2 separate regions of the Homo sapiens genome follow, and region 2 is linked to region 1. Evidence: chromatin loops called from intact Hi-C (ENCODE). Cell type or tissue: Calu3. All regions are shown on one strand. Each heading gives the region's core, and the rest is flanking DNA. Links, peaks and the distances in the headings are about the cores only.

Region 1 (17,009 bases), core at 3,485-11,484:
TCTGAAAACAAACACGTGACTAATGCATTTAGCATCTCACATTCCCATTTCAGTTTTGGCTTATATTCTGATTTCTTTCATTATTTGTGGAGGAGGGGGCTTTTGTCTTTGATGTGTTTCCTTAGAGAGAGGAGGCACTTCCTAGTGCTCAGAAAGAAGCCTTGATCTCCCAAAGATTCCGAGCAGGTGACAAAGGAAATGTATGAAAGATTTGTTTTAATGCTGTATCATATGCAGAACTTCAACTGCTAAGAACAAAGAGAAATCACTGTATTTGAAAACTCTAAAAGGTGGTTTAGGCATGAAAAATGAACCAGAGAGCTTTATTACTGCACTGCATATACAGATAGATTGGCTTTACCATCCTGCCATTGTTTTCTGCCTTTACTAGGGGACGTATTCTTGGTAAACTTGGAAAGAGATGTGACTCAGTGCACCAAGAAAAAGGACTGAGACCTGAGAAACTTGGCAAAGCATTTCCTCAGGTTTGGCTGAATTTGAAGTGAAATACTCATGTCATTCCGGAGACCTCCACAGGAGTAATTTCCCCCATCCCAAACACGAGCTTATAGCACATTTTTATGCCTTCTTTGGCAGAGAAGGAAGAAGGATAGACAAAAGCAAAGTTTTTGGCTTTTTCTGCATGGCATGAGGAATGGGAACAGTCTTCAATCATAAATCGGGAGGAAGAGTTTCAGTCAACCTCTTGAATTTTGCACATCATTTGTAAAATAGGTTGGGTAGAGGGTGGTGATTGGCCCACACAATTTTTAGGTTTACTTATAAAATCCTTATTAAAGTCATACCTCCAAATTTAACAGCTCAACTAAGCTAAGGAACTCTGCCCTGCCCAGGTGTTCTCTGTGCATATGTTAAGACGAAATCATCTTCTTTGTTATGACTAGTCCTTAACCAGACATTGAGAATTTGAGGGCCAGTGTCAGGGACATCTAAAGCTATAGGGTTGATCAATGAGAAACTTCCTTTTGGCCAAAGTGTTGTTTTTCAGCCACAGCAAAGTCAGATAATTGCTTCTAAAGGAGAGCAGATTCCTAAGGGGATGCAGGGGTGTTTCCTAGCTGAGTGAAAGAACTGGATTTTGTCTTCCCGGGATAAATCTCAACTCAAGTTATTTACCCATTAACATGCATGAGGCTTCATTTCACCAATGAATCCTCTCTTCTGTGTCTCTATCCTCTTCTATTCCACAAGATTCCTCCCCTCTGTCTACGTGTATGCTCAAGCCTCCCTTGGTTACGCCTTCACTTGATGGTTGTACTCAGATCTCTCCATCTTCTTTCATTCTTTTCATTTAGGCATCAACGATGTAAAACAGGACAGCAAAGGCTCTTGCTCTCATGCAAATTAACTTCTAATTTGCTGTGGGGCGAGACTACAGGGGAAAATGAGGAATGATAAACACATCCATAAACAAGATGCTTTAACATAGTGATAAATACTTTAAAGACAATAAGACAAGGTGATATGGAAAGTGAGTGAGCGGTGAGACAGAGGACTTACTAGAGATTGTGAAGCCTAAAAGATTTCTCTGAGGAAATGACATTTCAACAGAGACTTGAAATTATAAGTCAGATCCAGCCTCTCAAAGTTCCATGACAAAGCATTCAAGGGAATAGGGGTAGAAAGTGCCAGCTTGTTGAGGCCTGAGGAGCTTGGCACTGAGAAGAGAAAGAAGGCCAGTGTGACTGTGTCTCAGTGTGCAGCTAGGAGAATGGCAGGAGACGAAGGTTGAGCATGGGAGGGCTGGATCCGGACGACCTGACTCCTGATGAGCTGTGGTTAGAATTTGGAGGCTCACTCTGGAGGATTTTAAGAAGGGACTGACACAATCTGATTTATATTTTTAAAAATCAACCCTGCTGTTTTGTGGAGAAGCAAGAAGGCCAGTTAGGAAGCTACTCTAGTAGTGCAGGTGACACATGATGATGGTCTGTACCTGGGCCATTCATAGAGGCATGGAGATGGATAAGATGCAATTTTGAAATGAGATCAACAGTATCTGCGGATGGAAGCACAGGATTCTAAGAATGAATTCCAGGTCTCTGGCTTGAGTGCTTGTGTGTGTGGAGATAACGATGACTAAGATGGGGGAAGCTGAGGGAGGTACAGGTTTGAATGTTCATGAAGGATAAGGATCTGGGTTTGGCCTGCTTCTTTACATTGTATCTGTTTCAAATAAATATTATAATTTCCATGTGGGGTAGGGGGAACTACCACATCTTTTCCATTTCCAGGTGGTAGAACTTCCTATTAGACTGATACCATTGACCTCTCTCTGCCCCTCCTTTTCTGGGAGAATCAATCGCTTGATTAGAACCTTTCTGAGAAAGAGCTGGTGTGCTTAGTTCTGCTTCTCCCACCAACTTTTCTCCTTGAGATTTGCCTTCATTTGGGTTCATCATCTGGAATTACTGTGATCCTTCACTTCTCATGTCACATGCATTCAATGGTCACATCCATTCGATTGATAAGCCATGTTGATTCTCTCTGTTGTAGCTCTCTTGTGTTCCTTTTTTCCTGTCATTCTCTGGGTGCAAATCCTCATGACTTATCCTTTGAAACCTTGACTACCAACTTACATGCTCATTTAATGTTAAATGAGCTTTTGTGTCATTTAATGTTAAATGAGCTTTTGTGTCAATGACTTTCAGTGGGCTTGGTTAGAAGAAAGAAATCAAACTCCCTCAGACCATTCACAATTTGGCCCCAAATAGTTCTTTTCCAAATCATGCTCTTAAAAAAAAAAAAAAAAAAAAAAAAGGTGTCTGTGTTGCTTCATGGCACTCTACATTGTCCTGATATTTTCTGTCCTCAAATATTGTATTAGCATGTGACCTAGAGCACAATAAACACATTGAAAATGTCATAGAAATGTTTGTGTTTATACACATCTTCCTCTGGCCTCCAGCTCCACATTTTAAATACTTCTTATCATGATGCTTTGCAAAAGTAGACTCTCAAGCCATAATTGTCAGATTAAAAGGGAAAGAATTTGGGCCAGGCGCAGTGGCTCACGCCTGTAATCCTAGCACTTTGGGAGGCCAAGGCAGGAAGATCACCTGAGGTCAGGAGTTCGAGACCAGCCTGGTCAACATGGCAAAACCCCACCTCTACTAAAAATACAAAAATTATCCAGGCATGGTGGCGCATGCCTGTAATCCCAGCTACTCAGGAGGCTGAGACATGAGAATCGCTAGAACCTGGGAGACAGGTTGCAGTGAGCTGAGATCATGCCACTGCACTCCAGCCTGGGTGACGTAGCAAGACTCTGTCATAAATAAATAAGTAAATAAATAAATAAATAGGAAAGAACTGTCTCAGAGAATTTACGATGTCCTGAATTCTGACAAACCTCATGAAGGCACCAACTTTCTAAAGAAGGCAAGTGAATTAGTAGGGGAGAAGTGTAGAGTCAGAAAGAGGCCAAGATAAACATTACTATGTTCAGTGTAATCTGTTTCTTTCCTTTTCTATAACTTTCAGCAAAGTCTCAAAGGATCCTCACAAGCATATTTTAAGATGCCTTTTGTGGATTCACGTCCTAAATTCCAGACTTGTTTTACCCAATCTGCAAATTACCTGGTTCCTTGATGACTGATGCGACGTAACTGATGTTCAGGAGTGTATAAAACACTGATTTTTTGTTTGTTTGTTTGTTTGTTTCCTTTTGCTCTAGTCAAATATGTAATTTTCTGGTATTTACCCAAAGCTACGGATCTACTCTTGAATAGCTTTGAGCACTCTATGTATCAAGATCATATTTTTTATTTACATCAGAACATTTGTTGAAGAACACGAGGTCAGTACAAACAATGATTCTGATGCCATCAACGAGAAGGAGATAAAAATGCACTGATCCTCAAAAACTGAAAGTGGCAGCAATTTCTAATATGCTTTTAAAGTGTAGTGGCCCAGTGACCTCTTATTGATATCATATTTTTGCTATTACTAAACATTCTCAATTACTGAATACCACCTGGATCTCACAATAACGTTTTAAGATAAGCAAGGCGAGTATTTTAAATTCACACTTGTACTGATGAAGTGACTGAAGTTCAGAAGAAAGAAGTAGCCCGAAGTCACAATGTTAGTGAGTAGTCTGGTGAGAATGTGAATCGTCATCTATGGGTCCACACAGACGCTCTTTTGCAGCATTGTTCAGCAGATTTACCAACTAGGATTTGAGAGTATCCCAGATTAAATTAACCAGACCAGGGAAAATCCAGGCAAGTTTACACACACACACACACACACACACACACACACACACACCCCAAGGCAATTTGTGGGGCTCAAGAAAAAGTACAATATTCGTCTTCTAGTCTTTCAATTTTGCTACATTCAATCTGTATTAATTTGTGTTTCTTGATGACATGCTAAGACAGAGACAGCAGCTAAATGAAATCAAATGCTGCCTATCTTACTTAGTTTCCCATTTTTTATCTAAAAGCTTATCATTCACTAAATCTAACCAACTGCCATATACAATGTGGGAGAAAAAAACTTTTCAGAAAGATCTTGATTGTTCCACCAGTTCTTTTTTTCATCCTTGTCCAAAACTCTGCCAAATTTGAGGGCAAATTTCCAGTGAAAAACAATTTGGGATTGAAGGTTTTCCACTTTGTATCAAATCGGGATTGAAGCCATATAAATGGCACCTTTGGGGATGATGTGGGCAGTATCTCTGATCATCTGGATACTGTGCTCTGAAGTCTCTAGTGACTTTCCACCTAGGTCCTTGGCTCATCCTGCTCCAGCCTCCTGGCATGCTATTTCCCTTGCTGCTGGTACAAATCTCGTCCATATTTCTTGCATCAGACACCAGATCCAGTCAATCATACAGATCCAGAATCTGTATTTTGCTAGGGCTGCCGTAATAACGTACCACAAACTGGGTGAATTACACAATTGAAATGTGTTGTCTCACAGTTCTGGAGGCTAGAAATCCAAGATCAAGGTGTGGGTAGGGCTGGTTCCTCCTGAGGGCTGTGAGGGAAGGATCTGTTCTGAGCCTCTCTCCTGGGCTTGCAGAGGGCCTTCTCCTTCTTCTGTCTTCACATTGTCTCCTCTTGGTACTTCTCAAATGAATAATACCCTGTTCTCTGCTGCTTTAGGGTGTTTTTCAGTGCTATTCCCTGTGTTCTTTATCCCTGCAAGTTCTTGGATACCTGGATATAGCCTGATTTCTTCATTCCTTTATGCACTGATCTAGAAGAGCGTCCTTCATGTAGACAGATTTAAAGGAATGGATTAATGAATATCCACAATGAAACTCATGAATAGGAGTCTTTGAAAGCAAACATGAAATCCCTTTGGCAACATTACATTGCCTAGCTCTTTTGAACAGGATGTCCTAACATTTGAAAGCCTCTCATCAGCTGAGAGCACATCAATATTATTTGATTACACTTATATATAGATTCAAGGATAAATCTTGCAAGAATATATGGGTTTGTAGTACAGATTGGGACTCCATCCGGGCCTCTTTTAATTCATACTCTTGTCTTTGATTCTGATTTACTTTCAGTTAGAGCACTGATTTACCTTTTTTGGTCTTTTCTCACTTTGTTCTTCATAAGCCCTTTGTTGGCTTTCTAAAAGTTATTGCCACTGAATTAGATTTTAATGGAGTTAATATATCAGTATGTTATTTAGTGTTTTAGTCTGTGATTAATCCTAGAAAAGCTGGGTGAGTGCCTTACCAGAGGGCCGCATGTTCTCCAGGTTGCAGCATTATTCATGTCAGATGCAAACAGACAAATACAGAGCAGCAGGAAAAAATGAGGTGAGGAGGCTGGGGAGTTCAGACTTTGGTGGAAGAAAAAGGAGGGGTGAAATGTTTTTACGCAAGCTCAGTTTTCAATTCTATGGTCTCTAATGAGGCAAGCAGACTTTAATCCTGCCATAGCTAGGATGAAAATGTTATTGATTCCTGATCTATGTTTAATGATGAATTAATAGATTTGCCTTTATATTCAACTCTGCGGCACACTTATTTCTGTTTAAAGAGCAGGTCCTTAGGTTGCATGGACCTGAGACTTAACAGTTCTCTGTGCCTCTCTCTCCTTGCCCAGTGAAAAGGAGCTTAATCCTTATTTGGCTCCTGAAAATAATATGTAGAACCAGTTAAATCTGATCCCCAATTTGTATGAATGTGATAAAATATGCATTAACCTCCCACTATTGCTTTTCTTGTGCACAGGCAAAGAGAACACCAGCAGAAAGTTTACCAGAAGTCCCCTCTCAAACACAGATGGCTACAAAAACCTGAGAAACCTACTCTAGCCCATTAACACTTTTCTGTCCAAAAGATTTCCTGAGAAGCTGGAAATTCTGCCAGCCTGGGCTATGATGTTGGCACTTCCTCCTAGTTCCATTTTCTCTACCTGGTGCCTGGCTGGCAATGCATTTACTCCTTCAATGTGTCCTGAGCCCAGGGTAGGACAGAGTGATTTTTTTTTTTTTTTTTTTTAATTCAAGACACCTGGAGCTACAGGTCACTTTTGAAACCAGCAAAAATAGCCTGCAGTTCTAGGTTACTTTGACATAGGTAATGACTTAAAATTCCTCTGAGCTTAGATTTTATACTTATGATTCTTTAAATTAGCTCTCATTATCCCTGCAGGTTTCTGCCTTTTGAGCTTTTAAAGTCACAGATTTCAAATATAACCAGGGCACCAAAGTCCTTAGCTTCTAAAATCACAAACCCCCGCAGGATGGGAATGATAATGCGTGTATGTTAGTGGGGGTAGTGGGAGTTACAGTTAGTGAAATAAAGAATTGAAGAATTGTCCTATGGTGAATGGAAGAATCAGTGCTGGCTATTAGCTACAAAGGTACCAGCTAATACCTCACTGAATCTGTGCCAGAACCAAACAAAACTTTGGCAGGGGAGGAGGACTATGGAGGGTTACAGAAAGAAGATACTACTCCCCTCATCGCTCCGTCCTTATATATATATATGTAATATATATATATATATATCTTGTGCCATGTGAAGCAAAAATAAATACATGTATTGGGCTAGAATTTCATGTATCTTGCCCCATGTTTGTGATTAGGTTTAATTTTTACAATCCTACATGGTGGGGCTTCAGTAATATAATATTTCTGTGGGCAACACATATATTATGAACCACTTATGGGCATAAATAACAAATATTATTTTTGTTATATATAATCAGAAAGCTTGAAAGGGAACAAAGATGCCATCAAGACTGTCTGCCTGTCTCTGTGCAAACGTGACTGTCCTTACAGAAAGCAGTAGACATATGGCTATCTGGACTGTTTTCAAAGGATATGGCCATCCCTCCTTTGAATAAATCATTCCTGCCGTTTAACAACCTTTACAGTTGGGACGTGCCTTCTCATAAAGAACTTGCTTTTAGAATTGACCAGGGTTTCTCCATTTTGCTGGGCAAAACAGACTGCTTTGTATTGTTTGACCACATACTAATGCTTTTGTAGAGAAAGAATTCATTACATGGTGAATGCGGGAGGGTGGTGGCTATTTCTTCGGAGAAGTGCTCTCTTCCCTCCCTCAAACTCCTACAATTTCAGATTGGATTGTCTCAGATCATCTTTTCCTTCCCCTCTGGGTTACAGTGCATCACACTAGATGGCAGTAATACCCCAGTTTGAAGAGTCCATTTTACATCTTCCCTCCCCCATTACAATCTTTTCTTGTCCATAGCAATATGGAATAAAACATGCAAATAAAATCCCTTCATTTTGTACAAGGTTCATTCAGAAAAGCTGATATACAATTAAAGCTGGTAATGAAAAAAATGTGTTAAATGATATAGAAAATTCAGGCATTGTGAGTTTTTTTGTGTGTAGCGGGTACGGGGGCCAGTCTCTGTTTTGTTTCTTTGTTTGTTATGGTTGTTTTTCAGATAGATATAGTTTCATTACAAAAGAAAATTTGTTAGAGCCAAAAGTCTAAGCTTAAGTGGTAAGGTAAAAGTGTATTTCTGAGAAAAGAAAAGAATTCAGTCATGCCATTAGCTTATTCTTTTCTGAAATCCTATGTTTCTTCCAGCAGATTGGCTATGCTTTTATGCAACATTAACCTGGATTTTCTAGACGGAGATGGTCAGATGAAAGCTCACAGCCCTATGTATATTGCCCACTAACAGGGAGTAGAATAACTGGAAGGAAAACAAAACCAACTCAAAAGCTCCTAATACAATGAAGAACCCTTTTCATTGTTTTTGTGTAAACCTGGAGGTTTGCAGATGATTTGGAAGGAGACAAATTTAGCTTCTGTAAAATATTCTTGGACAGCTAATCCAGACTTCCAGAATGCCCTACTGAGAACCATCTAAGAACGAGATGCAAAAATAATGGCTCTATTCTGATTGGCAATCATTCATTTTACATGTAAAGTAGTAAAAACATAAACTGTTTTTATCAAAACAAACTCATCAAACATTTAACTTGATGTTACTGGAATGTTATTATTTTTTTTCCTCTTCCAGTTCACAGCCCTAGGCTTTATATTGAAATTCACAGACACAATGCTCTCATTTTAAAGGAAAGCATGTAATCAACCTTTTAAAGATAACTACACAGAAAACTGAAGCAGCGTCATAAGAAGCAATGTGAATTCATGAGCAAATATGAAGAATGTTGCTCACCCCACATGTGAAAATGCTTAGTGCATTATTTATAGACATTGTTTGACCGGGGAGATCAAGGTCATGTGTGGACTCCTGGGCAATGGGTCAAATCTTAAGAGGCTGCCCTGATAATCCCTGCTGACAGTTTCTTGGATTGTGTTGGTGTACTTAAGTAGATGCATTTTCCAACTTGGAGGGAACAGTGAAGAACTTTAAAAAAAAATTAGTTAGCTATTCATTTATCTGACTTGATCACAACTCATTAATTTTGATCAGAAACAGTGTATACGGTAGGGAGGTTGCTATATTCACATGCTCTTTTCCTAAACTCTCTAAATCATTCCACTAAGAGAAATACACAATTAACCTTTCCCGGTGACAACTGCTCCTTGCCTTCTACCCCTCGCCAATAATGTTTCCATATATTCCAATGTCCAGAGTAAAGCAGACTCAATAATTAGTGTGACTCAGAAGAAAATACTGAAATCTTAGAATGTTTACTGTAGAAATTCTCATGGAAAATTATTTCTAAATGTTTTTAAAACTTATATGTTAAATATTGTAGAATTCCATATCTTTGTCACCCATAGTGGGCCCATTGTTTATGTGTCACCCTTGGGTTCTCCTGTGTTATACAGAAGATGTAGACTGGCTTGCTCAAGTAATCATGGGACATGATATTGAGGTCCTGACCTCTTCTAGCATTACATGGGCAGTGGCATATGGTGGGGAGGTTGGGAGGAGTGGGACACCCCAGTACAGGCAATAAGGAGGTACATTGTCTGTAGATAATTTTAAAATGACAGTAAACCTCACTAAAATAGGTCTGGTTTTTATTATGACCATGCACCAGCCATTCTAACAGTGTCAGTAATAAAACTGTTACCCCTGCCAAGCAGATCCTCCCCACTTCATGTCCCTCCCTTGAGGGCTGCTGAAAGGGGAAGTTCTTGATGCCTTCATCCTAGCTCAGAGGGGCTGTATTTTCTACCTAGGTTTATATGTAATATTAACATAAACAAAACAAAAGCACACAAGTTCTCTCATCTTGCCTTTTATAATATTTCCCAACTTAGTCTCTATCTTTTCTTCAATTTTAATTTGGAGATTTCTTAAAGTATTCTTGTGAGCACTGAGGATTTTATGGCAATTACCATGTACTATGAACACTGAACACTTCTAGATTGACCTCAGTTTTATTGACATCAATTCCTTTGGCTCTTTCTTTACATCCAGGATCAGTAGATCAGAAATGATTGAAAATAACAGAATCCTTCATATTCACAAAATACTGTAAAAGCAAAACCTGCAGGAAGAGATGTCCCTATTTAATAAGAATGGAATTGGAGATAATAGAAGATGGCAAAAAGGCCTTCTGTGGAGGGCAACGGACACAAACTTATCACCAAAGTCAGTATGAATCGGGTAGCCCCTAAACAGGCAGCTCAGGACATTGGTTAGACACCTCTGCATGAAAGTATTTTTAGGACAATTAAATCTGTCAATGATTGAATTTATAAAAAAAAAAATTTATGAATGGAAAGCAGTGCTGTCATCATTTATACAGCCCAAAGAGGTGCATAAACAGGATCCAGAATCAAAAGCATAGATTCTGAAGTCATGCAAAATAAGATTTTAGTCCTGACCCCAGCACTTACTACACATATGACATTGCTTAAGCTATTATTTCAGACTTGAGTTCTCATCTGATTAACTGGTATAAAGATAGTATAACAATAGCATTTAATGGGGTTGCCATGAGGTTTACATGATACTATATAGATAAAATGCTTACCTCAGTTCTTGGCACAGAGAAAACTTTCAGTGCTTCTTAGCTGCTTGATTCCATATGGAGCTCCACACGCACACTGAGTTTTCTCTGGCCTAGGCTAGCCACCAAGTAAGTCAATAGTGGGTTTACAAGCCTCAAGCAAATAATCACTCAGGCTTCTCCTCTTAGCTTTCCATCTTTACTCACTTTCTCACACTTTAATCCCAATTACTTGGTTAATTAGATAGTGTCCCATGCCCTCTTGCCTGTGTATATATAACAATATTATACTCCTAGCATGGGTGGTAAATTGTTTCCAGAGAAAAAAGGCAGAATCAGGGTGAACTACAGTCAGAGAATTTTCCATGGGATGGGAGAAGCTGGAGGTCACCTTCAAAGAATAGACTGGGTATGAGGAAAGGGAGCAGGAAGACCCGTCTCCTCAGGGCTGGGGGAAGGTCACCAGCACAGGAACATGGAGATGGGTCTTGAACAATTTGAAATTAGGTTGGTGAGGTGGGCAAGGCTGCATGGAGAGACCTGTGAATGCTGAACAGAACTCTATTGACAACGGAGGACACCACCTGGGATTCCAGATTCAGAGCTGGGGTTGAGTTGTGGGGTGAGTGCTTGGGCTGAGATTGGAACTAGGAGTTCTAGTTAGGGTTGGAAACTGAAGCTGGGCTTGGGAGAATGGGGGTTTTCATGTTTCAAAGCAAAAGTACCTGTATGGATGCATACGTTTCAGAGAATCCAAATCCCTTGAGGTTAATCAATGGATTTCTGTTGAACAGCCTCTGTTGCCCTCTGTCTATATATGTGTGTATAAAGTAATATGTTGTGTGTGTGTGCGTGTGTGTTCATATATACATATGAATGTTGTATAGTTATTCAAAGCAGTGACTGGTCTTGTTGCAGGAAATGCTGTCTGATAAGTTTGCTAAACTGAATTGTAAAAATAAGGAATAGCATTTATTTAACTCCATGCTAGACACTTCATATATGTTACCTAATTTCATTTTAACCTAATGGAAATGGAGGAGAGAGATTGCAGTTGGTGTGCAAAGGGACCTGGAATCAAGGAAACCAGACAGTAATCTGCTGCCAAAATCCAGACTGGAATTGATAAAGCAAGCTGTGGAGTGTGGTAAATGAAGGTGGGAATGGAAGAGAAGGGGGAATATGTGAGAAATGTAAGAAAAGGAGTTATGACTTCACTTTGAAGCGGACCAGGTAGAAGAGCTTTTGGAGAAGGAACGCTGGAAGATGTGGGTGAATTTAACAACTGAGGGGGCTGCGGGCTCTGAAATGTTTGTAAGTTGCAATGTGCTCACGCTAATATATAAGGGATTATTATATTATTTTACCTATCCATACAACTCTTCAAAAAGAATACTTGACCTCCTGCTGCACATTATCCTACTTTAAATAATAACCTTCCAGCTCTTCTCTGACTTTGCCTTCCCCTTGATTCAAGCAGGTGAGGGAGAAAATACAGCTACAGGCTGGGTTACTTCAATTATATCAAACCCCATGACCTCCTCTTTTCCAATCAGGACATGGTTACCCTGGCAACCAGCTTCTCTGTTTTCTTCTCATTTTCTTTCTCCAGAAGTACAAGTTAGTTTACACAGACTGGCTGAAGAAAACCTGTTCACTGTGTCCTGCTTTGGACAATGTGGTTCTTCTAAAGAAATCACAGTGTTTCTCTTTCTTAAATGGGTCAGGATTTTTAAATGCCATTTTTCGCTGAACATTTTAAAATGCGACTTAAGCTGAATACACTAGCTCATGGAAAATGTGATCTCCCCATGGAAGCAATACATTTCACTCTATCCGTGTTTGAAGCTGACATGGTAATAGGTGGTTTGGTGAAATCAGGAAACATTAACAATGCCCTCCTGAACTTAAGGTCCAAGCTGAGATAATGAAATCATGATTTATTTTTCTCAAATCTTCCATTCTCCCTTCTTGTCATCACTCAGCTGGCATTCTCAGAAAGAAACATCATAGAATTCAGGGATGAGCTGGGGTAGAAGGTGATATTTTTCCTAATGTAGTAGTTTTTGAGGAGGAAAGTTAATTGTTACAGTGGGCAAACAAGGTCTCAGGCCTCGTAAGAAAGAATAGTCCTTTGGTACAAAAAAGATAGCACTTACCCTTCTGGCCTTTTTGTCCTGTTTTTTCTTCAGTACCAGTCCAACTGATATTTAGAGCTGCCACTAGAAGAGTTTTAGAAAAGATGACTAGAAAAAAAAATCAAGACCATAACAATTATTTTCTCACTAACATCAACTTATATTTGAGTGGTTTTGAACTACTTGCAGAATTTTGGTTATGTACAGCAAAGGGGAAGTTTAAACAAATAGAAATCGCTAGATTTATACTGGGGCATGACAAAATCTGGGCATTGATGTACATAGTTTTTTTTTTTTTTTTTTTTTTTTGGAGACAGTCTTGCTCTATTCCAGGCTGGAGTGCAGTGACGCGATCTTGGCTCACTGCAACCTCCACCTTCTGGGTTCAAGCAATTCTGCCTCAGCCTCCCAAGTAGCTGGAACTACAGGTGCATGCCACCATGCCTGGCTAATTTTTTGTATTTTAGTGGAGATGAGATTTCACCATGTTGCCCAGGCTGGTCTTGAACTCCTGAGCTCAGGCAATCTGCCTGCCTCAGCCTCCCAAAGTGCTAGGATTACAGGCATGAGCCACCGCACCTGGCTTATGTTAAAGGGTTTTTGAAAAATTGTTAGGGATTTGGCAATTCCTAAAGTTTTAGGGATTAGTTTAGAGTTCCCTGAATCTAATAAAAATAGGGTGGTCAAGGTGGACTTCACTTAAGAAAGAGAAACAATGTGATATCTTTAGAAGAACCAAATTGTAACCAATTTTTTTCCTTTTCCTTTTTTTTAAATTTTATCTAAAAAACTTTTGGTGCAATATTAAAAAGCAATACAGCCAGCTGAAGTGACAACCAACAGAAAGAAGAAAGGCAGGAGAGGGAAGGCCCAGGAACCTCACCCCCAGGTAGTCCTCCGTGGGCTGGAGGCCAGGAGCAGAGTGAGAAGGTGGCATGGGTGGTGGGAGAAGAAGGCAAGAACACCCACCAAAATGAACAGGCAGATCCAAACATTTATACAGGAAACATCTGGCTGAACAGAAGAGGATCTTGGGGAGACGAGAAGCACCTCCACATTGTTTTTTTCCTAAAATGTGGAGTTGGGTGGAGAGATTTGAGCAAAAAAAAAAAAAAAAAAAAAAAAGGAAGGAAATGAGGGATGACCCTTGGGAACGTTTGAAGGAAGAAAATTCTAGACAGAGGATATCTCCAAAGAAAGGTCCCAAAAAGGAAGTGTGTCTAAATTTTTGAAGAAGAATAAGAAAGCTGACAAGGAGTAGGTGATGGGGGAGTTAGAAGCGATGAAGTCAGAGACATATTAAGGAAGGCAGAGAGTGGAGTAGCAGGTTGTTGTAGATCATCGTAGGAAATCGTAAGGATGTTGCCTTTTATTCTGTGGGATAATATCTGCTAAAAGCTGTTGCATGTTACTATTATTACATCATCCACAGCCTGAGACTTTGCAAAAACAGGGTTGGTACTCTGTCAGATTGTAAATATCGAAGGCTTGCAGGCCAAATGATATCTACTGCAACTGCTCGACCTTGGTGTTGTGGCACAAAAGCAGCCATGGGCAACCTGTATAAAATGGCATGGCTGTGACCCCAAAAAATGTATTTACAAAAAGAAGCAGGTAGCCCACAGGCTATAGTTTGGCCGCCTCTGATCTAAAGAGTTACTCTGATTTATATCTATATTTTCTGGGGAAAATTAAGCTTAGGGGAAATGAAAAAGAAAACTACATTGATTGACTATCTGTTATGCATCAGAAAGTGTCCTAGGAATTACATGTGTGTGTGTATACACACATACAAATCGACATGTATTTGTAAATACATCTCTGTAAACTAGAAGAGGAAGAGAATATCCTCAGTCTCATAAAAGCTTTTCAAAAAAAAAAAAAAAAAGCACCCTACAGATAACACCTAATGGTGGATGACTGAATGCTTCCTTCCTAAGACAGGGAACAATTCAAGAATGTCCACTTCTACTATTCATATTCTACATATTACTGGAATGCTACCCAGTATACATATATATGTTACATAATTGTCTATTTACATCCCTATAATTATCTACTTAGCCAAGACAGCTTTATCTCTCATGAAAATAACTTCAGTGGCCTCCTTCCTGATTCTACTTTACATATACACCTCAATTCTGTCAACATGATTTTTTAAAATATAAGCATGCCAAATATTTAAAGAAAGACTAATATTAATCTTATACAACTTCTTTCAGAAAACAGAAGAGGAGGGGAAGACTCCCAGTTCATATTATAAGGTCAGCATTACTCTGATACCAAAACCAAAGACAGTTACCGTAGGAAAAGTACAGAACAATATCCCCCATGAGCATAGACACAAACATTCCCAATACAGTACTAGCAAATCAAATCTAACAACATATAAGAAGAGTAATACACTAAAACTAAGTGGACTTTATTCCCTTATTCCACTAATGCAAGGCTTAATCCATATTTTAAAAATCGAAGTATTCTACAAATTAAAAATCAAAACAAGCAAAGGCACGTGATTATACTGTTTGATGCAGAAAAAAGTATTTGACAAGCTTTAATCCCATTCATGATACAATCTCTCTGTAAACTAGAAGAGGAAGAGAATATCGTCAGTCTCATAAAAGCATTTCCGAAAAAAAAAAAAAAAGCCTACAGATAACATCATAGTATCACACCTAATGGTGGAAGAGTGAATGCTTCCTTCCTAAGATGGGGAACAATTCAAGAATGTCCACTTCTACCATTCATATTCAACATATTACTGGAATGCCACCCAGCACAATAAGGCAAAAGAAAAAGAAAAATGAAAAAAAAGAAAAGGCATACGAATCAGAAAGAAATTAATCTGTCACAACTTAATTGACAATTATAATTCTATATTCTAGCAATGAGTAATTAAAAACTGACAGTAAAAATAAATATCATTTAGAATAATTCCTCCAAAAGAGAAATACTTAGGTGTAAATCTAAGAAAACATGCATAGGATGTATATAGTAAAATCCAAACAATGCTGATTTATAAAATTAAAGACCTAAATAAATGGAGAGACATACTGTAGTCAGGAATTGGAGTAATCAACATAGTAAAGACAGTAATATTCACCAAATGGATCTATAGATTTAATGCAATTGCCAACATAATCCCAGCATGATTTTTTGACAAGCTCATTCTAAAATGAGTATGGAAAGGCAAAATACATAGAATTACTTAAGCAATTTTGAAAACGATAAGGTTGGAGAAATCACAAACCCAATGTGATTTTGTGTCTACAGGAATCCAAACAGAGTGGTCCTGGTAGAGGGACGGACACATAGATCAATGGAACAAAATAGACACAGCTATGCAGAGCTGATTTTTGGCAAAGAAAGGACTACTATTCTCTCTTTTGCATCTTCATTCTTTTAGTGGGTCAAGTCTAAAACTAGAATCATCCTGATTCTGCTCTTCCTCTCACATCTTTATTTAACCCATTAGAAAATCCTATCAGCTCTTCCAGAATCTGATTACTTCTCAACCTCTCTACTGTTCACACTGCAGTGTGGACCATTACCTCTTGTTTAGACTTACAATAGACTTAATTGATTTCAATACTTTCACACTTGGCTGCCATATAGTCCATTATCCATACTGTTGCCAAAGTGATCATTTTGAAAGTTAAGAGAGATTATATCCATCCTTGGCCTAAAAGTCCTCAAATGGCTTCCCATCTCACTGAGAATATAAACTAAAGTGATGACCAGAGGTTTAAAGGATCTTACATGATCTGATCTGGCCCTCACTATCTCTCCTCTCTCTCTTCTCTGTCTCTCTGTCTCCCCCTCTCTCTTATTGTTTGTTCTGAAGTCATACTGCCTTCCTTGATGTTTCTTGAACATACCAAATATGCTCTAGCCTCCTAGTTTTTGTACTTATGCTAGAAAATTCCTTTTCCCAAAGATTGAGAAGATTCAGTTTCTTACTTCCTGCAGTTCTCTGCTAATATGGCATCATGTCAGAGAGACCTTTCCTGACCATCCTCTGTAAAAACAACAATCTGCCTCTCCCTGGCATTCTCTACCTGCTTTATCTTTTTCTCTCCATTTGGTACATGCAACCTACTAGTTAGTTATCTATTTTCTTCTTTATTTACTTATTCTATAAGTAGAATTTAACTTCCATGAGGGCAGAGATTTTGTTTATTTCTTGCTAAATTTCTAAAATGTAGAATAGTCCCTGTTTTATCATAGGTACTCAATACAGAAATGTTTAATGAATAAATTCAATAAAGGTATGGCCTTGACGTCCAACTCAGAATCTAAAAAATTCTTGACAGATCAACAAAGTTCTGCCTTCTATGAATGTGTTTTGAAAGTACTTTTAATAAGTAATTTAGGTTGTATGAAATATTACTATTTTTTTGCCTTTAATGTAAGACAATTGTTTTGTTTGTTTGTTTTTGTCCAGTCCTCCAAATTTCT
Region 2 (17,009 bases), core at 4,712-12,711, 210 kb before region 1:
ACCTATTGATGATGTTTAGTGAGGACTTACTGTATACCAATTCTTTACAATCTGTTTTAGAAGACAGAAGAAATACTTCCTAACTCATTTTATGAGGCCAGCGTTGGCCTAATACTGAACCCAGATAAAGACATTACAAGAAAATAAAATTACAGCCCATCTCTCATGAATATAAATGGGAAAAAATCCATATCAAAATATGTATAAAATGTATAAAAAGAATTATACATCATGACCAAGTGGGATTTATTCCAGGTGTGCAAAGCTGGTCCAGTTTATGAAAATCAAAGAAATCCATAACATAAAGAAGATAAATAAGAAAAATCACATGATCATGAAATGCGTTGGACTTTGTCAAGTGCAAAAACATTCATCCAACACATTTTCATAATAAAAACTCTCAGTAAACTAGGAATAAAAGACAGCTTTGTCAACTGAATATACATCATCTACAAAAACCCTGCAGCCAACATTATACTTAATGGTGAGAAACCGGATTTCCTAATTAGTTGAGGAAAAAGGTAAGGATGTTCTCTTTCAACACTGCTTTCACCATCATACTAGAAATCCTAGCTAATGCAATAAGACAGAAAAAAGTAAACTGTGCATTGTTTGACAATAGAATTCCTAACTCATGCAATAAAACAGAAAATAATGTGTTATTTGGGAAAGAAGATATAAAACTTTCTTTGTCCACAGATAATTTGATTATGAAGAAATCTGGAAAAAAAAAAAAAAAAAAAAAAGATTTAAAACAACCTCCTGGAACTAATTAGTGATTTTAGCAGTGTTGCAGAATACAAAGTTAATGTGCAAAAGTCAAGCATCTTTCTATCTACCAATAATGAACAAGTGGAATATAAAATTAGTTCCCTGCAAAACAGAACACTTAATTATAAAGCTAACAAAACATATATCAAGTCCAAATAAAAACTATACAACTCTAATGAAGATATTAAAGAAGTAAATAAATGAGACATTCCACAATCATGCATAGGAAGACATTCAGTATTATCAAGATGTCAGTTCTTCCCAATTTGATCTATAAATTCAACACAATAGTAATGAAACCACACAAATATTTTGTGGATATTGAAATTGATTCAAAAATGTATATGGAGACGTTGAAAATGCAGAAAATAGCTAAGCGAATATTGGAGAGGAACAAAGTCAGAGGACTGACATTACCTAACTTAAAGATTTTGAAGCTACAGTAATCAAGACAGTGTGGTGTTGGGGGGAAAAAAAAGACAAATATGTCAATGGATAGAGAGCTCAGAAATAGACCCACAATGAAATGTAGACAATTGATCATTGACAAAGGGGCAAAGGCAATTCAGTGGAGAATTGGTAGTCTTTTCAACAATAGATGTGGGAACAACTGGGCATCCACACACAAAATCAATCTAGACACAGACCTTGGACCCTTCACAAAAATTATCTCAAAATGGTTTATAGACTTAAATGTAACACACAAAACTGTAAAACTCCTAGGAGATAACATAAAACCTCAATGACCTTGGATATGGAATAGCTTTTTAGATACAGCACCACAGGCATGATCCATGAAAAAAATAATTGATAAACTGGACTTTGTTAAAATAGAAAACTTTCACTCTGCTAAAGACAATATAAGTCTATGGAGAATGCTCCACAGACAGGGAGGAAATATGTGTAAAAGGCATAACTGATAAAGGACTGTTCAAAATGTTCAAAGAACTCTTAAAACTCAACAATAAGTGAATGAACAGCCTGATTAAAAAATGAGCAAAAACCCCTTAACACTTCACCAGAGAAGTTATACCGATGGTGTATTTGTCCATTTTCATGCGACTGATAAAGACATACCCAAGACTGGGAAGAAAAAAAGGTTTAGTTGGACTTACAGTTCCACATGGCTGCAGAGGCCTCAGAATCATGGCAGGTGGAAGGCACTTCTGACATGGCAGCAGCAAGAGAAAATGAGGAAGAAACAAAAGCAGAAACCCCTGATAAACCCATCAGATCTTGTGAGACTTATTCACTATCACAAGAATAGCATGGGAAAGACTGGCCCCCATGATTCCGTTACTTCCCCCTGGGTCTGGGAATTCTGGGAGACACAATTCAAGTTGAGTTTTGGGTGGGAACACAGCCAAACTGTATCAGCTGGCAAGTAAGCATATGAAAAGGTGTTCAACATTATATGTCATGAGGGAATTGCAAATTACAATGAGAAACCACTATATGTCTATTACATTAGCCAAATTCCTTTTTTTTAAATTATTCTTTAAGTTCCAAGGTACATGTGCACAACGTGCAGTTTTGTTACATACGTATACATGTGCCATGTTGGTGTGCTGCACCCATTAACTCGTCATTTACATTAGGTATATCTCCTAATGCTATCCCTCCTCACTCCCCCCACCCCCACGACATGCCCAGGTGTGTGATGTTCCCCTTCCTGTGTCCATGTGTTCTCATTGTTCAATTCCCACCTTTGAGTGAGAACATGCGGTGTTTGGTTTTTTGTCTTTGCGATAATTTGCTGAGGTTGACAGTTTCCAGCTCCATCCGTGTGCCTGCGAAGGACATGAACTCATCCTTTTTTTGGCTGCATAGTATTCCATGGTGTATATATGGCACATTTTCTTATTCCAGTCTACCACTGATGGACATTTGGGTTGGTTCCAAGTCTTTGCTGTTGTGAATAGTGCTGCAATAAACATATGTGTGCATGTGTCTTTATAGTAGAATGATTTATAATCCTTTGGATATATACCCAGTAATGGGATGGCTGGATCAAATGGTATTTCTAGTTCTAGATTCTTCAGGAATCACCACACTGACTTCCACAATGGTTGAACTAGTTTACAGTCCCACCAACAGTGTAAAAGTGTTCCTATTTCTCCACATCCTCTCCAGCACCTGTTGTTTCCTGACTTTTTAATGATCACCACTCTAGCTGGTGTGAGATGGTATCTCCTTGTGGTTTTGATTTGCATTTCTCTGATAGCCAGTGATGAGCATTTTTTCATGTGTCTTTCGGCTGCATAAATGTCTTCTTTTGAGAAGTGTCTGTTCATATCCTTCGCCCACTTGTTGGGGTTGTTTGTTTTCTTCTAGTAAATTTGTTTGAGTTCTTTGTAGATTCTGGATAGTAGCCCTTCGTCAGATGAGTAGATTGCAAAAATTTTCTCCCATTCTGTAGGTTGCCTGTTCACTCTGATGGTAGTTTCCTTTGCTGTGCAGAAGCTCTTCAGTTTAATTAGATCCCATTTGTCAATTTTGGCTTTTGTTGCCATTGCTTTTGGTGTTTTAGACATGAAGTCCTTGCCCATGCCTATGTCCTGAATGGTATTGCCTAGGTTTTCTTCTAGGGTTTTTATAATTTTAGGTCTAACATTTAAGTCTTTAATCCATCTTGAATTAATTTTTGTATAAGGTGTAAGGAAGGGATCCAGTTTCAGCTTTCTACATATGGCTAGCCTTTTTTCCCAGCACCATTTATTAAATACAGAATCTTTTCCCCATTTCTTGTTTTTGTCAGGTTTGTCAAAGATCAGATGGTTATAGATGTGTGGTATTATTTCTGAGGCCTCTGTTCTGTTCCATTGGTCCAGATCTCTGTTTTGGTACCAGTACTATGCTGTTTTGGTTACTGTAGCCTAATTCCAAAACTCTGACAACACCCCACGTTGGTGAGGATATGGAGCAATAGGAACGCTCATTCATTGCTGGTGAGAATGCAAAATGGTACAGTCACTTTGGAAGACAATTTTATAGTTTCTTACAAAACTAAACATACCCTTGGCCAGATATCCAGCAATTGTGCTTCTTGGTATCTACGCAAATGAGCTGAAATCTTATGTCCCCAAAAAAACCCTCATATGGATGTTTATCACAGCTTTATTCATCACTGATGAAACTGGGAAGCTGTCAAGATGCTTCTCAGTGGCTGAATAAATAAACTATGATACATGCAGACAATGGAATATTATTCATCACTAAAATGAAATGAGCTATAAAGCCATGAAAAGCCATTGAACAAATTTAATTTTACTATGTGAAAGAAGCCAACCTAGAAAGACTATATGATTCGTAGTACATGATTTTGTGGAACAGGTAGAGCACAGAGAACTTTTGGGGCAGTGAAACTAGTCTGTGTGATACTGTACTGTGTGAATACACATCAATGTACACTTCTTAAAACCCATAGAATACACAACAGCATGGGTGAAACTTAGTGTAAACTATGGGCTTTAGATAATAACAATGCATCAATATAGGTTTTTTGATTGTAAAAGATATGTCATCGTGGGATGTCAATAGTGGGGGAGGTTGTATTACATGTGGGAACAGAAAGTACATGAGAAACTCTGATCAATTTTGCCTTGAACCTAAAACTGCTCTAAAAATATAGCTTAATAATAATACAAAAAGGTGAGGGCAAGGGGAAAAGAACAATGTGGGCCAGAATATTTGGGTAAAAGAGCTCGTGGAGAAAAGAGCTCGTGGTGAGAAAGAAAACAAGATATTTTCAGTTTAGGGAGTTACTTTAACAGAGGTATGGAGGTAAGGGTGGGCTTCATATAAAAAGAAGTATACAGAAAATGATATATTTGCAGTATTAGATCAACAGTATGGAAATAATAAAGATCAAGAGAATAAAGATATGAATCCTCGTACTTCTCTAGAGAAAACACAATTAAGGCCATTCCAGTGTGGCCAGCCACAAGGCAGGGCCATGTTGCCATGACTGGACTTCTGCCAACTGATGACTCTGAAGCATTTGGGCTTCTGAGGCATACCTAATGGTAGGCATGATTTGATTCTGGGTTATCTAATTGCCAGCTGCTGGATGGTTGTTTGTAAAATACAATGATAATGACCTCAGGCAGTTTTTTTTTTCTTTTTAGCAAAACTGCAGTTGCTGCTGATTATGAACAATAAAGTTGGCCCTTTATATGGGATGTCATCCACAGTACAGTAGTTACTACATGTCAAAAACAGTAGGCTTGTGTTTCGTCTTTTAAATTTTTCTTTTTGACAGCATCAGAATAACACAGAGAAGGGACATTTCGTGGAGGTTTTCCCCAAAGAATTATGGTTTTGTAGTAGCACTGATTTATCATCAAAGAGACCAGTTCATAAAATAAAAATGTAATAAAAGATAATGGGGAATAGTTTTTCCTCATCCCTCCACATAGCTCCTATTAACATTAATGGGAATTGTACGTGATTTGGGGAAGGGGAGGCTGCCTGGTATTTCCAAAGGGTTTATATGTAGACAGATTCAATGAGAGGGTCCCGTGTGATTTCTTCAAGCACAATATAGAATAAAGGGAGGGAGGGACACAGGGCCTCTCTTTGGAGAATACTATGCTTTTTGTTGGCATAATTTGATTTATTTTCCTGTTCAGAAGTGTGAGGACAGAGCAGGAAAACTATCAGGCACGGAGAAAGGAAGGTGCTGTTTTATTATTAAAGCCTAATGTGCTGTGAATAAGTGCACTTATAATAATAAGTTCAAAACACCCCCTCTTAAAATGGATCTATTTTTTCTTGATTTAGTGTTCCACATGGTATATTTTACCTCCAATTCTGACAACATATAGAAAACATCTCAGAGGGAAAAAAAGTAATGATTTTTCTCTCCCTAATTGAATCAGACCTCAAAGTCTCTCTGGAATTAAGGCAATAGTCTTTAGCATTTGCTTTTCTTACTTGATGACTATTGTCCATGAGGTTGTATTACTAAGCAAGTAATATTATTGTTTTTTAATTAAAAATATATGACACATTTTAATGGTGCAATATGTGGAAAACCATGAGAAGTTATAAAAAATAAAAATTGCCAATATTATTATCATCCAGAAATAGTTATATTGCTATATTGTTACATATAGAGATAGATATGCTATTCATATATAAATGTTTATATTTTATAAAACTGCTGAATGTTATATATCAATTTTCATACTTTGCCTTAAAAAATTCTATGACAACTGTTTCTTCATTTTAATGCCTGAATAATTGTCCATTTATTTAATCATCTTCCTATTGTGAGACATTTAGATTGTTTCTAGATTTTACTATTAACAACAAAAAAAACTTGTATAAATTTTTGTGCATGTAATTGACACTAGGTACTATAAGTTTAATAATATTTGCCATTTGGGTAGAAAAAATATTCTATTGCTGCTTTAACTTTCATTAGTTTGATTAGTAGAGCAACTGAGCAGTTATTCAAATGTTTATTTGGCCATGCAGTCATTATATGATGACTAGACAGCATAATATTTCAGAATACCACATAAATCCTTACATCTGAGGCTGGAGTTCATTTTAAGTTGTATTGAAGTATCAGCTATGAGCAAATGTTTTAGGGCTAGCAGTTACAGATTTTATTATAGAACTCTTAGGAACAGCTTGTTTAAAAGACATAATTATTCATGGATTAAGAAAGAAATTACAGTGTCTATGTCCCAAAATGTCTGTAAAATGTGTAGACTAGGGGAAACGGTGTTTTCTTAGCAACTTTCACGTAACTGTATTGCCTTGATAGTTTGGGTCTGCTGATACCAGATATGGCTCTACCTAAGTTAGACTATGGAACCAGCTATGGGCCCTACATGAAAGACAACAGTTTTGAGTTTGAGCAAAACTCAAATGCAGAATAACTGCCTTCTGGCAAATTCAAATGACAGTGAGTATCACTTCGCAACACATGGGCTAGAATAGAAGTTTTTCTTTTAGGGACTCTAAATTCTCTTTTTTATCCTATTTCCTATTCTCACTCACCTTCAGAAGTGAATTCTAAACCTGTAGTGATTTCCAACCCTGACAGCAGCATTAAAATATTCTGATGAGCTTTACACAAGTGTAGATCTCACAGCCATAGCTCTGAACTGCTGAATCAGGATCTTTTGAGGGTGAAGTGAATTCATTACATCATACTTTCATTATTTTCCAGTTACTCTGAGTTCTGACAAAAGTACATATGTATTGTGGCTGAGCGCGGTGGTTCAAGCCTTTAATCCCAGCACTTTGGGAGGCCAAGGCAGGCAGATCACTCGAGGTCAGGAGTTTGAGACCAGCCTGGCCAATGTGGTGAAATCCCGTCTCTACTAAAAATACAAAAAGTTAATGGGCATGGTGGCAGGTGCCTGTAATTGCAGCTACTTGGGAGGCTGAGGCAGGAGAATCGCTTGAACCTGAGAGGCGGAAGCTGCATTGAACAGAGATTGTGCCACTGCACTCCAGCCTGAGAGAAAGGTAGAATTCACTTCTGAAGGTGAGTGAGAATAGGAAATAGGATAAAAAAGAGAATTTAGAGTCCCTAAGAGAAAAACTTCCATTCTATCCCATGTGTTGAGAAGTGATACTCACTGTCGTTTGAATCTGCCAGAAGGCAGTTATTCAGCATTTGAGTTTTGCTCAAACTCAAAACTGTTGTCTTTCATTTAGGGCCCATAGCTGGTTCCATAGTCTAACTTAGCTAGAGCCATATCTGATATCAGCAGACCCAAACTATTGCTTGAACCTGAGAGGCGGAAGCTGCATTCAGCGAGATTGTGCCACTGAACTCCAGCCTGAGAGAAAGAGCAAGACACTGTCTCAAAAAAAAAAAAAAAAAAAATATATATATATATATATATATATATATATATATATATGTTGCCTCACCTAATGCACCTAGTCAACTCATTTATACTAACTGGCAAATGACAGCTACTGGTTTACAAACTTAATCGTTTCATACCATACCGCCTACTGTTTCTCAAAGTGTCTTGCATAATATAAATCTTTGTTGCATAGGAATACTCTATGTCTACAATTGTGGTCCTTCTAATAACAGCTACCCTCTCAATATGGCAACTCTCAAAATATGTGCTCGCATTGCTGATAGCCCTTGGTGGGGGTGGGCCAGGCAAGGAATGTAAAACTGAAAGGCATGATACTTTCCCTCAAGGGGCTGACAGTCATTTTGTGAGGCAGAGTGCACACCTGTAATACAAAATACCATAGAAACTGGTAAGAGAAGTACAAACAAAGGTCTAATAAGGTCTGATAGGATAGAAAGTAGTGATGAGTTTATTTTCTATTTGCCTTTAAAAATAACCTTTTTTTTCACTTAGAAATTATAGGTAGTTAGTTTTAAAAAGTCTCCCTAAAGACATGTAACAAAAGCAACAACATCAATATTTGGCTGGAACTACAGACTCCTGCTACCACGCCAGGCTAATTTTTGTATTTTTAGTAGAGATGGGGTTTCACCAGGTTGGCCAGGCTGGTCTCGAACTCCTGAGCTCACGTGATTCACCCGCCTTGGCCTCCCAAAGGGCTGGGATTACAGGCATGAGCCACCATGCCCGGCCATATTAGGGTTTTGTTTTGTTTTGTTAATTCTCACATTCTATCACTACTTAATATATTATCTGACTACACTTTATTGATATATATTTTTTTCTGTAGAGAATAACCCTTTTAAAAATGTGCTTTTTACCACAATTTTTTTTCACTAAACTGACAGAGCTCTCTCTTCTTTTTATTGGAGATAAAATTTCTCGTATGATGCTATCTTCTGTCCTGTTCTTTTTCTTCTTTTGTGTTTTGACTTTTTATTCCTTTACTCTCATTTTTGTGTGGTTTGGGGATGGTGCTGGGTGGTGAATATTTATATTCAATCATCTGTATTAAGTGGTTTAATTGAATATCTCCAAAGATGGATTTTGACAGGAGGGGTGAGAGGAAGTCTCATAGAGTAGTGATTTTGGACGTGGGCTTTGTAATTGACTTAGGTTTGTGTGGAGAAGTGGGCTGGGAAGGAAATCCGCTTAGCGGGTGGTAGGAGTAAAGGCAGGATGCAGGAAAGGGCTCAGCCTCCCCTCATGCAGGGAGGAGAACGGGAACCTCAGGGAGAGAAAGATGCCTCTATAGGCATCCTTCCACCTGGGAGGGCCTTTAATAACCCAAAAGTGTGAGGAGCCACTGGTAGCTTTATAAAAAACTGGAAGCACTTATTAGAAGAGTCATCAGATAGGCAAGTGTAATGTCACTAAATAGAGTCCCTTTTATGTTTGAGACATAGCAATGGCTTCATCAATGTTGGTTTCAGTCATTATCAAGATAATTAGCTTTAAGTTAGTACATGTGACTCTCAGAGGTGTATTGTTATCTGAGAAATAGTTAACCCACACTGAAACCTGTTTTTCTAGAAAATGCATGCTCTGTAAATCTCGATTGCAGAAAAAGGCTCTTTCTCCCTCCCCACTGTTGTGCCTGCCACCCCACTGCCATCCTTTTCTCTGAGGAGGGCAGTAGAGACCCACAAATCAGGCTTCATCCCAAACTCCTTGTCTCCCTTTTCTTAGCCACAGTAGATTTTCCTTCTTTCCTTGAATTCTCATGTTTGCATAATTCTGTCGTCCATTCTCAGGGGAAATCATGGTATATATTGAAAAGTCCTTCATGTCTAGAACTTTGCACTCTTGCATTTAAAAATCTTAGTCATAAATATGGAATGTAAAGGCTGAAAGCTATCTTACAGATCAGTGTAGAACCCTCGCCTTTTAACAGCACCTAAAGCCATAAAGGTGCTTTGACTTGCTCACGGTCTCAAGTTAGGTATTAGTAGCACTGGTACCAGAACCTATATCTCCAAACTCAGTGAATTTGCTGTAGCATTTTACTGTCCTTTTGGCAGTTACCAGTCACCATGTGTTTACCAGCAAAGAAAGTACAACTTATTATCATGAAATTAAAATGTGTGCTCAAGATTGTTAAACATCACTATTTCTATCCCAATTCAATCCATTTGCACCCAAATTGAGGGAAATTTTATTTTCTCCCCTTATCAGAGGATTTATTTATTTTTTTAATTTTTTAAATATTTTCCCCATATTACATATCATGTTAGGCCCTATGAGGGCTATAAAATAGATTAAAAATATAATGTCTATTTGGAGAGACAAGATACAAACAAAAATAGCTAAATGAGTTAAAATAATATAAGATCATAAAGGAAGGGCTATTATAAGATCAGTTATAACTAGTTGCCAGGTGAATGATCTATACTGTAAGAGACCTGAGTTCTGATGGGAAGGAGTGATGGACAGGAGTTTGCTGAGGGGAGAAGTGAGAAATTTAGACCTTGAATGATGAATTGATTTGTATATTCGGAGGAAAGGTGGGGAACATTCCGGTAGAAGAATGGTTCATTCACTATGCTGATGCTCTTTTGTGCCAGATGCTGGGCCAGTGCTAGGTAGACAGACACACTAAGGAGTTCAGAACCTAATCAAGCACACTCATAACATATATTGCACTGCAATAGAGCTTCCAGAGAGGGCTGGATAATGTGGAAAGCAAAATGGGTAGTAATAACAAAATCACAGCTAGTTGATTATATATTGATATGTTTCAGACATTTTACCCATGTTGTAGAATTAAAAATTCACAATAACCATTGGAAGCAGGCCATTATGATCACTGATTTACAGGTGAACAAAACTGAAGTCTTAAACTCTGGTCTGGACCTTGAGTGCACATTGCAAGAGAATCATAGGGAGAACTGTTACAAACATACCTACGCCAGGACCCCACTCCCAGAGCTTCTGATTTCAGGAGTCTGCAGCAGGGTCTCAGCATATTTCTTTTACTTCTTTTTATGAAAATGAAGATATTTTGCAGTTGTGGTTTTTTTTGGTTTGGTTTGGTTTGGTTTGGTTTTGAGACGGAGTCTCACACTGTCACCCAGGCTGGAGTGCAGTGGCGCGATCTTGGCTCACTGCAAGCTCTGCCTCCTAGGTTCTCGCCATTCTCCTGCCTCAGCCTCCCAAGTAGCAGTTGTGTTTTTATTGTAAGGGCTTAATTTGTTTACAGAAGGAGTTGAATCCTGTTTTGTAAATATGAGGGGCTGTCTGGTGTGAAAAGAGTAGTAGTAGTTGCTGTTATGGTTATTGTTGCTGAAAACCTCTCATGTGATGTTAATGTGCAGCCAGGGTTAAGAGCTCCGGGCTTGGAGGGACCAAGGAGCAGTTCCAAGTCAACACATCTCATGTATAGCAAGGTCAACTGTCTGGCTTCAACCTCTTATCATTATATCAGGCTGCTTCTAGAAGGATGGAGCGGGTCAACAGCAGAGAGCATTGTTAACAAGGTGTGCGTGCCTGTGTGCATGTGTGTGTTCGTGCGTGTGTGTGGTTGTGTGGAGGCACATAGAGAAAATATATGTTCAGGGAATGATAAGTATTACATTCAGGCTAACTGGAGAACTAAAAGTGTAAAGTGGGTGACAGGGTTGGAAAAGATGCTTAGGTTTACATTTCAGATGCCTTACGTTAGGCACCAGGATAGCACCTCCGCAATTGAAGAAATGCTGCCCGTCATTGTTCAGGTCACTGGTAATGCCCGATCCATGTTTCTGAGAACACTCTTATTAAGCACCCCATGAATGATTAGACCAGGGTCTAGATGGTTGATACAAAAAGGCTGAGCTCACGAGTTTTGTTGTACATAAATCTGTTTGAAATGGAATAGAAGAGACATAACTGAAGCCAAGGGAATAAGCCAGATAAGCTTTCAAGGCCCATTCCAGACCCCTGACTGTGTGAATTAGAATGATCACATCAAGGCTACTCAGCACATCACAGAATGGACTATGTCTGTGTATTGGATGACAGGTCTTAATTGTCACTATCGCAAACTCCCTAACAACACATACGTATGCCTGTCAGGGCCGCAGAATCCACATTTTTAAGAGGGGAGATAGGGCTTAATGAATATGAGCCTTCATGCTAGGTTCTCTGCTGTTACATCCCCATTGAAGGAGTGATGTGAAATCCACCGACATCATTTTAAGGCTGAGAGAGCTCACCCATGAGTGAAGAAAGAATTAATGAGGTTCTCCCGCAGCATCTCAATTCACAGTTGAAGCAGAGGTGAGGCATGGTAGGAGGCATTCCACCTTAATTAGGATGCGGTCCCAGCATCCTCCTGTGCTGAATACTCTCTGTTCCTCCGACCCACAGCTCCCCACCTTGGTAAATGTTTTACTGACCTTTGATTTTGCAGCACCTTCTCTCCCCGCCCCCTTTCTCCTTGCCTCCCCTCGCTGATCCCCCGTCAGGAACTGGCACTCCAGCTATCTGGGGGGCAGCTGGAATGTTGCTCTTGCTCTTAGCTTCTCTGAAATGACGGTGGAGTGGGTGGTGCGCTTATAATAGGTCTTTAGAAAAGAATGCATTGAGTTCTCTGAGGATTTTTTTAAAGGCTTTGGGACATGACTGAGGGAATGGCTAATTACTATTTATGACTGTTTCATTCAGAGCTAATTGCCGGAGCTGCTGCAGACACTGAGGCCTTCACTGCTGCTCTGCACCAGATGTGCAAACAGTAATAAAATGGGCGATGGGGCCGATTCTTTGCACGCCAGTCCTGAAACAGGGTCTGTGTGCATGTGCATATAGGTAGGAATACATGTGTATACACACACACATATACAATATTGCAGATTTTAAGAAGAGTCCAGAAGTAATTCTTGAAACTCTTCATTTCTAATAGTTTTTGGATATATATATTAGGGTCAATTTGTCAAGGTATAATTAACAATGCTGGACCCATTGAGAAATGAAAGAACTAAGGAATTTTATTCTCCCGCCCCCCCCCCCCCCCACACACACATTGAGTGAATAAGCAGGGACAGTGAGTGGTATGGAAAAGTTAGCTGGATTCATCAAAGTTTGATTAAAGGAAAAAGGAAAAGTAGAGAAATATTAAACAGAGACTGGAGGGGTTTCCCTCAATTTCTGTTTCAGCTTTCCTCTAATTGATTTTCCTACTTCATGTGAACTCAGGCAGCTGCAATTTATATGGAGTGTGTTCCTGGATGTGGTGCCGTCAGAGCTGCACACATCTGGTGAGCAGCTTTTGGTTTGGGCTGTGAAAGATGTTCCCAATGTAAGTCCCCAACCCTTATGCACTGACCTTCCTCCCCAACCCTGTGATATGAAAATCGACTACCACAATAGCTGAGGAGGGTGCAATAACTCTCTGCTGCTTCTTAGGGTAAATCCATCTCACAGTCTAGTGAAATAGTCCAGTCACTGTCGTTCTTTGTAACCATCTTGGTATACTCAAGGAAACTTGACTTTGTTTTTTTTCCCCTTTTGGAAGGGGAAAGAAAGTGTATTAAATGAGGGTACATGTGAGAGTCTCACTAACTGATAGCCAGTTTAATATCTGTGAAAATGTTGCTTTGTTTGGAAGTGAGAGCTGCAAACAGATACAAAGTATATGACAGGGAGAATTACTAAGGAAACAATTGGTGAGAAGCAGTCTTTCCTTCTGACTTTCCTTTCAGAGAAAAAGACTGACTTTGGTTAAGTTTCTACATGTAGGGGCCTGAGAGAGGCATTCTGCAGGCTTGTCCCTTTAGGGTAAGGATAGGAGAGTGCTTGGGGGGTGAGAACAGAAGCGGCTCTTAGGAGAGAGGGAGAGGCCTGAAGACTGAAAATGATTTTCTAACTAGGGTATAGAAAGAGACCTAGCTCCCTTCTGCTCAGGATCTCGGGCTCGTGAATGCTTATAAGGTGCACTCAAAGACAGTGGATCTCCAGGCCTAGGCTCCCAGCCTTGGAAAAATCAACAGTGACATAGATGAAGAGTTATCCTCAGCTAAGGAAACCTTAGCCATTGGGTAATGAGCAACCATGACAGACGGATGCCAGCGGCCTCTTGCTCATTGTAGGGCAAGGTCCATTCCCATTTTTGGTGAGATGCCAGGGCAAGAGGAAGCATTCTTAGCACTCGAATGCAATTGAATTTCTCCCCATCATTGAGACAGGACTTTAGAGTCAAAAATAAGTTTCTTTATTATAGAAAATAAAGTAATGTGATTTTGTTTGCGCTTGCATGTGGTAGATTAAAATTCATAACAGTTTCCCATGTTTAGAATTTAAATGACAACAAGGAAATGCATACACAAGCATGGCTCAGGGTCACAGATTAGCTGAAATGATGCTTCCTCATTGGTGGTTAGGTTCCTGATAATGATCACTTACTCTTGAAAGACTAATGATTATTACCCTGTCATGAATCTCTCATGAAACTGTTTGGGGTTCCGTACAATGTGCAAGGATTATGAAGGTAAATAAGGCAGAGTCCCTGTTAAGGCACTTTCAGACTAGTGAGGCAGACTGATATGTAAATAGAACATTTAAATGTGATGTCATACAGATATAAAGACTTCAGAGCTGAAAAGTTCTCCTTTTTATTTTAGTTTCTATTGATACTTGAGTTTGAAGTACTCGTACATGTTAAATATGTCTGCTTTTTTCTTGGGGCTTAGATTCTATTATTGTATTATTTTGAAGTATTATTTCTCTGCTTTATAAGTTATATGTTGAAATACTTTTATTATTTTTTGTAAACTGGTTCTTAGAAAGGGTAGGTAGTATTAGTTTGCTAGGCCTGCCATGACAAAGTGCCACACAGTGGCTTGAAGAGCAGACATTTATTGTCTCACTGATCTGGGGATGGGAAGTCTGAGATCAAGGTGTCCATAGGGCCATGGTGCCTCTGAAGGCTTTAGGGAAGGATCTGTTCCAGGCTTCTTTTCTAGCTTTTGGTAGTTTCTTGGCAGCTTTCCTCCAACCCTCACATTGCATTCTCCTTGTTTTCGTGTCTCTGGGTCGAGATTTCCAGCTTTTCTCTTGGTGTTTTTAAGAATTCTCTCTTTGTCTTTGACTTTAGACAGTTTGATGATAATTTGCTATGGAGAAGACCCTGTCTGCATTGTATCTGTTTGGGGCTTTCTGAGCTTCCAGGACCTGGAAGTGTAAATCTCTCACTACACTTGGGAAATTTTCATCTAAAAACACCAGTCGTTTTTTAATAAAAACACCAGTCCTACTTGATTAAGGACTCACCTACTTGACTATGACCTTATTTTAATTAATTACATCTTCAATAGCCTTATTTGAATTCTTATTCCCAAGTAAGTTCACATTCTGAGATGCTGAGATTAGGATGTCAACATATGAATTTTGTGGGGGGACACGATTCAACCTATAAACTAAATGACCTTTTATTCTCTAGAGAGTTTCTCTATGAATGGACTCCCCATTGTCCTAAGCGGGCCAGCATTCATGCCATCTTTCTGTATGAGACGCCTACCTAGCATTCTTTACAAAGAGACCTGGTGATGCCTGTTCTAGAAAAGGTCTGTGGGTCTGCATTCTTAATTTCCATTCTCCCACCTGTCCGCCTTCAGTGACTCTCAGAGCAACTAAGGGGGATTGCATGAGATAATTCCTGAGTTTTGGGCATCATGAGTTACAGGATGTGCACTTCAGTGGGCTGGAAATAAAAGGGCTAAATAAAAAGTGAATGAGACACTGCTCCAGAATCCCTATTTTCTGATCTGGAAAGGGTGGAGAAGTCAAACACAGGCATAAACACTGGCATTCCAAGGAACACCAAGATCCTTTCACTGATTGTTCTTACACAGATTTACTGCACTCTGTTATTTGGGGTAAGCTAGTAGGTCACTGTGCAATTATTTACAACTTGCAATATCATTGCATGTTTTAACACTACAATTGTATTGCAAACTAATCCAAAAGCAGAGGATTTGTCTTCTCTTTTCTTGTCTCCTGATAATATTTAATAGGATTATTTGTAAAATATAAGTGCCCAGTGGCTGCTTATTTAAAAATTTGAGAGCTTCGTATCTCACCCAGGTTGTTTCCTGAGGTTCACAATTTATTTTTAAAATGCCATCAGTAGTGAATATGCCAGAAGTTAGCATTGTAGCCAGTATGTATATGTATAACCATTACCTTGAATAAGGATAATTAGAAACAATTTTATTTTCTCATCCCTTTAAAATTATTCAAGGTGAAATGGGCAGGTGCATAATTATCTTCTGTCTCAGGATGGAAATGTGGGTAAACCACGTGACTACTCTTACCTAGAAAGATCCATAATCACTTTAAGTCACTAAATACAGTGTGCTTCAGTAAGTAGAATGTGTCCAGGCCAAAATATTAATAAATGCTTTAGTTTTTATTGAAAAGGATTTCTTACTCTCGACTAACTTTAGGTTGGTGTTTGCCTGGCCTGGGAAAAGGCCCTGGGATAGGTTTCTGCCTGCTTCTCAGTCACCTCCTCACCTCCTCACCTCCTCCAGCTTTAGCAAGCACACATTACAGATCCACCAATGTTAAGTGTGAGAAGAGAGGACTGGGAAAGGGAATAGGGCAATCTTACTTGGCCATCTGGTTTTCTTTTCTCTAGGTCTTGTAGATGGCTAAAACTCATCTCTTACGTCTTGGGATGCTGTCATTTGCTGTTGCTGACAGTCATTGCTGGGGACTGTGCATGTCAAGGAGAGTCTTGCCTTGGGAGGCTGCATTTCTATTCCAGTGGTTATTTTGGTTCTTTCAGCAGCTGTTAGCAACTTAGCACATACGTCTGGACCTCCGGCACACCATCCCTCTCTGTGATCCTAGTATACAGGAAGCAAGAGCAGCCCACCTTGTCTTCTTCTCCTTCAAGGTCTACATCTGTTCATTGGCAAACACTTTGCCATCTTTAGCTACATCCAGTGCAATCATCTCTATCCTCTTCCACAGGCTGCTTAATTTTCTTGGGCTTAAGCCATGCCCTAAACTTTGTGACTCTCTCAAAAGCAATGAGCACATTTACAGTTTTTTCAATTGTCCTTTTGAGATGCCCAGAGGTAAAGGACACTGTGAGTAAGCTCTACTGTTCCTTCTTGGGGTAGGATGTGGACTTTGTGTGTTAGCTATACTTCAATGACAAAGTTGAAGGCCTTACATCATAACTCCTATTGTTCTCTATTTCACAAAGTGTCTTAAAATTTGTTGTCATTCTTGAATCTCAGCAACCCTGTTAGATAAAAAGACAGGTTATAGCATCCACAGTTGATAGATGGAAAAATTGAGATCTGGAGAGAATAAGTAACTTATGCAAGCACAGGAGGCAGCTAAGTTAAAACAGTG

Evidence for each region. A loop is a pair of places that touch in the nucleus more often than their neighbours do. Peaks named below come from ENCODE experiments on the same cell type or tissue, not always from the same donor. Only the 100,000 strongest peaks of a DNase experiment are listed, where the experiment ranks them.
Region 2: it touches region 1 in a loop (3-fold over the local background); 6 of 110 quality-filtered maps call a loop at or near these places.

What each region holds. Positions count from the first base shown.
Region 1 is chr6:23,437,230-23,454,238 of GRCh38, reverse strand. All of the region lies in intron 4 of LOC105374976 (a long non-coding RNA gene), which reads left to right. It overlaps LOC105374975 (a long non-coding RNA gene), which reads right to left. Exons shown (of 3, transcript XR_001744048.2): 2 at 12,573-12,659; 3 at 1,317-1,393. LOC124901276 (a long non-coding RNA gene) reads right to left here and starts at 1,239. Exons shown (of 2, transcript XR_007059506.1): 1 at 1,138-1,239. In Calu3, for the core only: no CTCF peak of the experiment used is centred there; a DNase peak (open chromatin) is centred at 7,628.
Region 2 is chr6:23,651,635-23,668,643 of GRCh38, reverse strand. No RefSeq gene overlaps it. Among named protein-coding and RNA genes, the nearest start is that of NRSN1, 470 kb to the left of the region's middle. In Calu3, for the core only: a CTCF peak has its summit at 9,291; a DNase peak (open chromatin) is centred at 9,283.